Regions from separate parts of the Homo sapiens genome. Here region 2 is linked to region 1. The links are chromatin loops, found by intact Hi-C in ENCODE. Cell type or tissue: ascending aorta. All regions are shown on one strand. Links, peaks and the distances in the headings refer to the core of each region. The heading gives the core; the rest is flanking DNA.

Region 1 (5,379 bases), core at 76-5,075:
GCCTTCTGGGTTCAAGCAATTCTCCTGCCTCAGCCTCCCAGGTAGCTGGAATTACAGGTGCCCACCACCATGCCTGGCTAATTTTTGTATTTTTAGTAGAGACGGGATTTCACCATGTTGGCTAGGCTGGTCTCGAACTCCTGACCTTGAGACCCGCCTGCCTTGGTCTCCCAAAGTGCTGGGATTACAGGCGTGAACCACTGTGCCCTGCCTAAACAAGTAATTTTTTAGTGTGTGTCCCACATATTGCATAGGGCATACCTATCCTAAAACTTGATCATTGTTTATCTGAAATTTAATTTTAACTGGCTTACTGTATTTTTATTTGCTTAATCTGGTAATCGTACTCTAGGGACTTCTGGGAGATTGTATAGAACATCCTTCAGTGTTGTCTCATCTCTGAGTTGAGAGGCAGGAGACCTGAGCATTTATCATCTACCTTATATTCATCATTGGTTGAGGGCTACCCTTGGGCTAATTAGCTCATGAAATCATTCTGAACAGATGAAGGAGATGAAGAATAAAGGCTTCCCAACCCCAGTAACCAGAGATTCTCTTCATCTGCCCCTGTCTCATGACAATGTGGAACATGGCAACAGAAAATGAAGTTTCTCCCTGCTTCCTCCCTCTCTCCCATCCTGTTGTCCACATAGTAATGTGTATTGAGTGTTGTTTCGGTTCTGGATGCTATACTTGGTCATTTTATCTATATCAGAGGTGTCAGCCTATTTTAGCCTGTTTTTAAAGCCCTGTTTTCAATTCTCAGGAGAAGGCACGGTTTTGCTTGAGTAGTCTTCCAACATTCTATACTGGCAACAAATTCTTCATGTTATTTAATGTTTTATAATTTACAAATCTTTATTTAAGTGCAAATGAATGATCCTTTTATCTGTATGGTATAGCAATTTTGGGCGTGAACTTTGAACTCAGACAGAAATGGGTGTAAATTCTGCCCCCAGGGCTTGCTAGTTGTGAGATTTAGAAAGTGGGCAGATCATTTAACCTTTCTGAGCTTATGTCCCTTGCCTGTGGAGTGGTGATGAGTATGGTGCTTATTGTATAGGGTTGTATGAGAGCCTGTAGAAGCTAAGTCATGCTATAGTAATGACCTATCCCTAAATCTCAATGGCTTAGAGCAACACAGGGTTATTTCTTCCTCATGCTACGTGTTCTTTGCACATTAGCAGGGGCCTCCTCTCTGTTATTCTCACTGTAGGACTAAGAGCAATATTCACATAGACAGAAGATGGTTCAAAATAAATTAGATTAAGGAGTTGGAGCAACACCCACTTTTTTTTTTTTTTTTTTTTAACCTGATGGAGAGTTTAGTTCATCTCTAGATAATTCCAGATGGGATTTTCAAGGTCTGTCTTCAGTGGTGAAGATGACTACCTTAGGGACAAGCAACTGGATTTTGAGTACAAGAAGCTTTGGGGGAAGTGATTCCACCAGGAAGTACTGATACAGAAGTAAGAAAATGAGAAGAGAAGGGAAAGGTGCCAGTACAGGGTATGTTAGTGGGCAAATATGACTCTCTAGGCAGCAAGGGCTCAATGATGACCAAGACCCCACTAACTGGCATGGCACTTGCCATGGTGGCAAGGAGAAGATTATGAGCGTCAGGGTCATACATAGGCAATTAAATGTTCCAGCAAGGCAGTGACAGGCATAATTTTAACCCACACTATATTGGCCAGAATTAATCACATGGCTCAACCCAAATGCAAAGAGTATTGGATTGTGCAGTTGCCCTAAGGGCTGAAGGAGAACCAGACATATGGTTGGGCAGTGCTTATGTCTATCAAAGATTGTTTCTGGGATTCAATGAGATAGCATTGCAGGGATTCAATGAGATAGTACAGAACCTGGCATATAGCAGATGCACAATAAATTATAGCTGCTCTCTTAATTATGACGATGTTTGCCCCATTAGAATCTGAACGTTTTAAGAAAAACCTTCTCTTCTAATAATGCTAATGTTTACTACTCAATACTTTCAACATGCTGGAGACTCTGTCAAACAGCATCCTCACAACAACCCCATGAGGTAATGATTATTTTCCATCCTATTCTTCAGTTGGGGAAACCAAGTCTTAGTGAGGTTAAGTATGCTTCTCAGGCTCACAGCAAGTAAGTGGTAGAGCAGCCATCAAAACCCAAAGCCCATGCATCTGGCATCACACTCTAGCGTCTCCTGTCTGTACTGCCAGCACTTAGCATTGGGCCTTAAACAGAGGAAAGGCTCTGAATATTTGCAGAACTGACTGAAATAACTTTTTTTTTCTGACTTTGTAAGTGCCTCAAAGACCTTCCAGCTACTCTTTCCTCTAACATGCCTTCTCCTTAAAAATGGCAAGGTGCCCAGTCTTTCCGGACTGTTGGCCAAGACAATCTTCCTTTTGCCATTTAATTACTGTATGTAGTTCCAAGATCTGGCATTCCTCATCACCCAAATTCCCTTTGGATCTTCTTCTTTTCCTGGTCAAATATAGAGATATCTCTCCTGTCCTCATTACAATTCCAGGGCATATTTATAGGTACTATAATTCTTCCTCATGTAAAAATAAAAAGTGGGCAATAAGTTCCGGAAATGTCCTAGACTATTAGAACAACCTCCTTAAAGTTTTAAGTGCTTGCTAATATCTAAAATTGCTACGCTCTTAGGGTTCTGATCATTTTCCTATCCTAGCCATCTTAAAAAGTATATTGGAATTTAATTTTGGGGGCCCTTTGGGAATTTAACTACTTCTCCTTCCCTTTATTCAGTTAAAGGCTGAAAATATCAGCTGGCTCTTATCTGATTCTTTCTCTGTTAACAGTATGTTGAGGAAAGCCCCCTCCCACTCTGCGGGGTTTTTTTAAACCTTTTTTTTTTTTTTTTTTTTTTGGTGTGTGGTGGGGTGGTCATGGTAGACAAATAAAAATAATTCTGAGGTTATCTGAGAGCTGACATTCCATACAATAGCAATAAGAACGTTTTCCAAATTTAAAACTCTGATGGAGGAAGTGGGTTACAATAGGAGCAACCTTTGACCCTGACCAGTCATAATGGTTTCCTGGATTCAGAGATATTATGGGTTGGAGCCAAGGGTTTCAGCAGAGAGAGCACAAGGTGTGTTAAACTTAGAACACAATGTGCGAGTTCCGGGTGGGGCCGTTGGAGGACATCTTTCTTTCTTTCCGGTGGAAACGATTCCTTTACAAACAAGGAACTGGGTCTTTCCCACTGTCCGATCCGTGTCCGTGTATTTGTTCTGCTGCTGATTTTAAAAGGAATTTTGCATGTTTTTGAGATCTCCAGACTCTGAAAGTCTTCCCTCTGGGGACCGTTTCTAAGGATGATTCATCCCCCAAATATTTATTGAGTGATTACTATGTTCCAGGTCCTGTTCTAGATGCTGAAATATAGCAAAATGTAGAAAATCAACCAAAAAGCCCTGTCCTTGGGAAGTTTCATTCTATAGCACAATTCCTCAACCTCAGCACTACTGACATTTTGGGCTGGAGAATTTTTTGTCGTGGGGGCTGTCCTGTGCATTGTGGGATGTGTAGCAGTGTCACTGGCCTCTACCTACTAGATTCCAGTAGAGCAAAAAATTACTCTTTTTGCCCCCAAGATATGTCTGCAGATGCCATTCTATAGGGAGCAAGAATAACTGTTCTAAAGGGAGAACAGTTCTATAGGGACAGAGACAAGACTGTAAACTGTGAACTATTTAATACTAAATAGGTAAATGATAGTCTGTTGATGGTCAATACATATATAGAGTAGGTGAAGGGGAGTTGAGTCTCACTGGTGCGATGGGGATGGGAGATTGTTGTAATTTAAATGGTGTGGTTGGGGAAGTCCTTATTGAGAAGGTGACATCTGACAAAGACTTGAAGGAGGCAACGAAGTAAGCCATTTGGTTATGGAGGAAGAAGATCCCAGAAGGAGACAACAGCCAGTGGAAATACCCTGGGTATGCACTGGGCTGTCAAAACAACCAAGGGAATCAGTATGGAGTGGGGGGAGCTGGAGACAGGGCCCAGAGGGGAGGCAGGAGATAAAGGAAGTGTTCAGACTCTGCAGCATGGAGGCTTTTGTGGCCGTCGTCAAGGCTTAGCTGTTCTCTGGGAGGAAAGGAAACCATTGTTTTATTTTGAACAGAAGTGTGATAGGATCTGCCTTAATGTTTTAACAGGACTACTCTGGTGGCTGCTGCCTTGAGAACAGAATTTATGGGGGCAAGGAGAAAAGCAGGGCCATCACAGGGCCATAACAAGTCAAACGTTGACATCAGGCAACAGAGGGGCCTGGCCAGATGGCTGTAGGCTTCCACACACATCCTTCTCCCCTTCCATAAAGACGCATATACAGGTCAGCTTGTAGCTTCCCCGGTATGGTAGACCATCAAGGGAAATTAAGTGTGAATTTGTCTTATTTTCCTTATTGCCTTTTGTTGTTAGACTCTGTCACAGGTAATGTCCTGATTTTCATTTTAGAAACAAAGTATTTGTAGGTGGAAGATCAGATTCCCAGGTAATTATAATAATTAATAATGCATGATAGAAATAATAAACTAACAAGCACTTATTATATGCCAGATGCTATGCTAAGCTCTTATTATTCATTATCTCATTTAATTCTGTCAACAACCTTATGAAGTAGGTACTCATCATTTCTTCCACAGTCTAGATGAGGAAGCTGAGGGTCAGAATGTTTAAATGATTTCTCCAAACTTTCAGAGCCTCAAGCCTCATTGATTGGTGTGGGAGAGGGATGAACAGCCAGCTGATGTGGAAGGTGGAAGTTTCATGATTGCCAGGGACACCAGCCTCATGTTTGAACCCCCTCCCACCTCTCTACTGAACTTGTCCTAGAGACAGCAGAGAGGGGTGACAGACATGAATGTAAAAACTCCTCTCCCTCAACTCTAAACCTTGTTAGCTGGAACCAGAGATGGTGAGGTGTAGGTGGAAGGCAGTTTAGAACTAATTCCCACCTTTAATGGATGGGGCTGGGGAGCATTGGAATTAATAGCTCAGGTTCTTGAATCCATAGACCCAGGTTCAATCCCAGCTCCACCATTATGGGCTCTGTGATCTAAATCAGTTACTTCACCTCTCTAAGCTTTTATTTCTTCTCCTCTAAGATTGGAATAATAATCATATAGATGCTATTTGGTGCCCTGCCTATAACCCTGTGCCCCCTCTAACCTCTCAAGCCAACTACAGCTTAGATTGACAGTTGCCAAAACACTGACATTTAGTCCTCTGTCTAAGGGCTGTCTGACTGCAGATATGTGCTCAGCCCAGGATGGTCAGAAGTATCAGAGAGTTGATGCCCCCAGAAGCAATGTCAACCAATGAGGAATGGGGTGTGGTAAATAAATACCC
Region 2 (5,379 bases), core at 160-5,159, 340 kb after region 1:
CTCTTTTCTTTGTTTCTACCAGGGTTGAAGAGAGACCTTTTGGGAGGAGTTTAAAGGGGGAATGTCCTTGAGTATGTGGAAGAAAATTGAGGAAGGTAAAGTGTTCACTGGAAGTAACATGGGGTGAGCCATGAAATGCATCCTCAATAACATCCTTTGATAGACTCAGATAAAGAATGAAATTCCTTTTCATTTCATTGATTGGCTGTTTGATATGGTTTTGCTGTGTCCCTGCCCAAATCTCATCTTGAATTGTAGTTCCCATAATCCTCATGTGTCGTGGGAGGGACCTGGAGGGAGGTAATTGAAACATGGGGACAGTTACCTCCATGCTGTTCTCCTGATAGTGAATGAGTTCTCACGAGATCTGATGGTTTTATAAGGGGCTTCCCCCTGACCCCTATTTTGCTCATTCTTCTCCTTGCTGCTTCCATGTGAAGAAGGACGTGTTTTCTTCCCCTTCTGCCATGATTGTAAGTTTCCTGAGGCCTCCCCAGCCATGCTGGGGAGTCAATTAAACTGTGAGTCAATTAAACCTCTCTCCTTTATAAATTACCCACTCTCAGGTATGTCTTTATTAGCAGCATGAGAACAGACTAATACACTGTTGAAGGACACTTTTTGAATGCTTCATCACTCAGAGGTGAAAAATCAAAGGGCAATTATGCTGCATTTATAAACAAGTGTTTTTGCTACATTTCTTTAAAGCTACTCATGATTTAACATTTTAAAAAATCAGCATGGCTATGCCACGACTAGTGAATAAGGAGATGTGAATAATACACATCTTCCATGAACGTTTTGAAGTCATTGAAGCCTTTAGTAATGGACTAGATGGCTGGTATTATTGTTTGCATAATCCGCATATTTGGAAGGTCTCAGTTCCTGGGCTACCTTACCCTTGCTCCTAGTCAGTCTGAATCCCGTGCACCCCAGGGGGCTTAGAACAGTGGTTCTCCAACTGGGGTACCTGGACTAACAGCAGCAGCATAACCTGGGAGCTTCTCAGAAATTTACATCCTTGGTCCCCATCCTGAACCTGCTGCATCAGAAGCCGTGGGGGTAGGGCCTGGCAACCTGTGTTATTGTAAGCCCCCCAGGACATTCTGGTAGTCACTCAAGTTTAAGCACCCCTGGCCTTTTCCAAGGTTTTGGTGGCTAAGCTTCTGTTACAAAGCTGCCCCTTTTTCCTGAATTCCCCTCTCTAACCCTGGCCTCACCCTTAATTACATGGCAAAGGTGTGCATGGGGGTTAAGAGTTCAGACTCGGAAGTCAGGGTTCTGGGTTCTAGATTCAGCTGTACCCCAACCAGCTGGGTGACCATGGCCAAGACAGGTAATTTATTTGTATTTTGATTTCTTTACCTGTAAAGGGGGGATGATAATAATAATAGTGTTTGTCTACAATAGTGATTGCAATGATTAAATGAGTTATCACATTAGGGAAATCAAGCAGTGCCTGGCACATAGTAGGTGCTCAAGATATGTTACTGGTTGGGAACAGTGGCTCACACCTGTCATCCCAGCATTTTTGGAGGACAATGGGGGCAGATCACTTGAGGTCAGGAGTTTGAGACCAACCTGGACATCATGGTGAAACCACGACTTTACTAAAAATACAAAGAAAAATTACCTGAGCTTAGTGGCATGCACCGGTAGTCCCAGCTACTCAGGTGGCTGAGCCAGGAGAATCGTTTGAACCCAGGAGGGAAAGGTTGCAGTGAGCCAAGATCGTGCCACTGCATTCCAGCCTGGGTGACAGAGTGAGACTCCATCTCAAAAAAAAAAAAAATGTTACTAATCACAGTTATCAGTCTCCCACCTAGCAAGTAAGTGCCTTAGGTAGAGAACACGTGCTCTGATGGATTTTTGTCTATGCAGTGCCAAGCTGCAGGCTACATACCAAGTAGGCACCCCACTGCATCCCCCTTGGTCATGGTTTGACATCCCTGGCTAAAGTTTAGATCTTGTCCATTGTACTTGTTAAAAAGACAAGGCACTCATTTTTTCTTTTCTTTAATTGAACACTTTGTGAGTGCCAGGCGCTAGGCCAGGCCCTGTGCAAACATTACCTCACATAATCCTCATTGCCAGTCTAGGAAGAAAGGAACGTCCTTACGTAATAGAATAGAGGATAGACTCAGAGAGGCTCAGTGGTTTTCCTGGTGTCAACAGCTGGGTAAATGGCAGAGCCAGGATTATAAAGCAGGTGTGTCTGAACTCAACATAGAGGTTTCCTCTAGAGAAGAAGAAGTGAACTCTGTAAGATAGAGACTGCCTTTTCCTTTACTGGAAATACTCTTATAACCTTTTCTAATTATAATGTGACCTATATTTGTTTAAAACTTCAAACAACATAGAAATATGACATATATGGCAAGTGGACATATTCTAGTAACTCTGCCTACCAAGAATAAACACTTTGGTAATCCAGTAGGCATAAGTCTGATTTTTTAGGTACACATAAAAACACAGACATTCACTGTCTTTCTTAATAAAAAACAAAATCATACTTTACATCTTTTTATACATTGCTATTTTTAACTTAATCTACTGGGAAATCTTTGCATGTCAATACATCCATTTGCTAATGTCACATGGATTGAAAACTAGATCTCCTGGCTCCTCCCAGCTCTGTCCCATTCCAGGACCATTTTCTTTATGCCAATTGCCAATATTTCTCAGCCAAAAGCTGAGATTCTTGGCAGAGTTTTTCACTTGACCCAGTGTACCTTCATGTGTAAATAGGCTGTTCTCTAATTATAATTCATGATGTTTGCATGTAATAGAAGTCCTGGCCGAGAAGTGTTAACTTCATTGGATATCAACCACAGAATTTTTTTCTTCCAAATCACCACCCCCTCCCAAAAATAGAAAAAAGGAAAAGAAATGGCCAGGGCTACAGACAGGCCTTTATTTCTAATACATTGCCTGAGCCCTTGTATTAGGTCATGTTTTCTCTGGCGAGAACTGCCCTTGTATTTTTTTTTTTCCTGTCCGTTTAGTCTATAAATGAAATGGAGTTACTGCCCCTATTAAAATGGAACATTGTGCCCTTAGTTTGCTCTTAACGGGTGGGAAAACCCCATTAAGTGTTTGTGAAATATGTCTTAAATACAGGAATTTTAATCTAGTGGTCTAATAAATCCCTCTCCTCTACTCAAATGAAAGTCTTAGGTTTTCCGGCATCTGTTCAGTTATTTGTTCACCAAAACTTCCTTACAAAAATCTGACCCTGAGAACTGTGAATTAAGGACGTTTCTTCCATTGGGGTTTTTTTTTAAAAAAAGACATCTTTCAAAGTAAGAAGGAACTTTGACAGGTGTATTTCATGGTAAGACACTATTTTTGAAACGTGCCTGGAATTCTTGCTCTTGGAGGGTAAAAGCCATGAAATCTCTGTGACTGCCCCAGGATGTGACAACTCATAATATTCTAAGACCTAAGACTTCGTAAAATTGTAAGTCCATTCCTTTGCCTCAACGTTCGATGGCTTCTAAAAAGTACACTCTCCTTTGGGACCATATTTCACGGGCGTTGGAAAGTTTCTCCTTAGCACATCAAGCTGGATATAAGTAGATTAAATTCATCTCTTCTGCATATTTATGTCTACTTTTTTTTTTTTACGGAAAAGATGTTTATTAGGAAACTCTGAGTATATTTTCTGGTGTAAGTTCTATCTTTATATTGGAAGCAATAGGAGAAGATGTACACTTACATTTTAGGTCAAGGTTTATATTTTTTAGCCCCAACAATTTAATATTTATTTCCTAAAATCAAGGGCATTTCCCTTTATAATAAAAATATAACTATTAAATTCAGAAGAGTAGTATTGACACATTGTTACCCTATAGTTCTCAGATGTCATTCAAGTTTCGCCTATTGTCTCTATGATGTGTTTGTAGGCTGGCACGGTGGCTCACACCTGTAATTCCAACACTTTGGGAGGCTGAGGTGGGAGGGTTGCTTGAGCCTAGGAGTTCAAGACCAGCGTGGGCAACATAGCAAGACCCATCTCCACACATAGTAAAAAGATTAACCAGCTGTGGTGGTGTGCACCTGTAGTCCTAGCTACATGGGAGGTTGAGGAAGGAGGATTGCTTGAGCCCAGGAGGTCGAGGTTGCAACAGTGAGCTGTGATCACACCACTAGGATACCCCATCTCAGAAAGAAAAAAAGTGATGTGTTTGTAGCCAAAGAATCACACGTTACATTTGGTTTTCTTGTTTCTTTTAGCTTCCTTCCAATCCGGAGCAATTCCTCAGTCTTTCCTTGACTTTCCTGTGTGGCCAGTGTGTTTCAGCAGAATGAGGTAGAATATACTTCAAAATAAACAATATCCATGGGGATCCTACCTACACTGTGACTTTCAAAATGGGATGGAAATAGGAAGGGAGCATGTTCCAGCAAACATCTGGGATTGATACTTCTCAAAATGTTCACTTGAAATCCATGGTTGTGATATGATTCATTTCCTCTTGCCTAAGGGGTAGATCTCACTGCTCAGGTATTCATTCACTCACCATCTTCCTTCCTTGCTTTATCCCTTCCTTCCTCCCTTCTTCCTTTCTTCATTCCTTCCTTACCCTTTCCTTCTTTCCCTCCCTTTTTCTTTCTCTATCTTTTCTTTTCTTTCTTCCTTTTCTTTCTTTCTTTCTTTTTCTTCCTTTCTTCATTCCTTCTTTCCTTCCTTCCTTCCCCCCTCCCTCTTTCTTTCTTCTTTTCCTTCCTTCCTTTCTTCTTCATTCCTTTCTTTCTTTCCTCCTTTCTCTTTCTTTCTCTTTCTTTCTTCTTTCTTTTTTCCTTCCTTCCTCCCTCCCTCCCTCCCTACCTACCTCCCCCTCTTTCTTTTCCGTCCTTCCTCCCTCCCTCCGTCCCTCTCTCTTTTTCTTTCTTTCTTTCCTACTTTCTCTTTCTTTCTCCTTCCTTCCTTCTTTCCTTCCTCCATCCCTCCCTTTCTTTCTTTCTTTCCTTCTTCCCTTCTCTTTTTTCTTTTCTTTCTTTCTTCTTTCTTTCTTTCCTTTTCTCTTCCTTCCTTCCTTTCCTTGTTTCCTTCCCTCCCTCCCTCCTCCCTCTCTCCTTTCTTTCTTTCTTTCCTTTTCTCTTCCTTCCTTCCTTTTCTTCTTTCCTTCCTTCCCTCCCTCCCTCCCTCCCTTCTTTCTTTTCTTTTCTTTCTTTCTTTCTTTCTTTCTTTCTTTCTTTCTTTCTTTCTTTCTTTCTTTCTTTCTTTCTTTCTTTCTTTCTTTCTTTTTCTTTCTCTCTCTCTCTTTTCTCTTTCCATTTATCCAGGCAGCAAATATTTGAGTGTCTATTAAAGATAAGGGGGGGGGGGGAAAAACCATAAATGCACTTTCTCAGTGAGTATGGACCTCAGAATCC

The links. A loop is a pair of places that touch in the nucleus more often than their neighbours do. Peaks named below come from ENCODE experiments on the same cell type or tissue, not always from the same donor. Only the 100,000 strongest peaks of a DNase experiment are listed, where the experiment ranks them.
Region 2: a loop joins it to region 1, with 2.5 times the contacts of the local background. A loop is called at or near these places in 1 of 110 quality-filtered maps.

What each region holds. Positions count from the first base shown.
Region 1 is chr12:115,658,331-115,663,709 of GRCh38, reverse strand. All of the region lies in intron 1 of LOC105370003 (a long non-coding RNA gene), which reads left to right. Among named protein-coding and RNA genes, the nearest start is that of LINC02463, 230 kb to the left of the region's middle. In ascending aorta, for the core only: a CTCF peak has its summit at 2,214; DNase peaks (open chromatin) are centred at 2,329 and 3,169; H3K27ac peaks cover 4,111 bases.
Region 2 is chr12:115,322,761-115,328,139 of GRCh38, reverse strand. It overlaps LOC124903082 (a long non-coding RNA gene), which reads left to right. Exons shown (of 11, transcript XR_007063592.1): 5 at 23-95; 6 at 4,237-4,312. Among named protein-coding and RNA genes, the nearest start is that of LINC02463, 560 kb to the left of the region's middle. In ascending aorta, for the core only: no CTCF peak of the experiment used is centred there; no DNase peak of the experiment used is centred there; H3K27ac peaks cover 3,771 bases.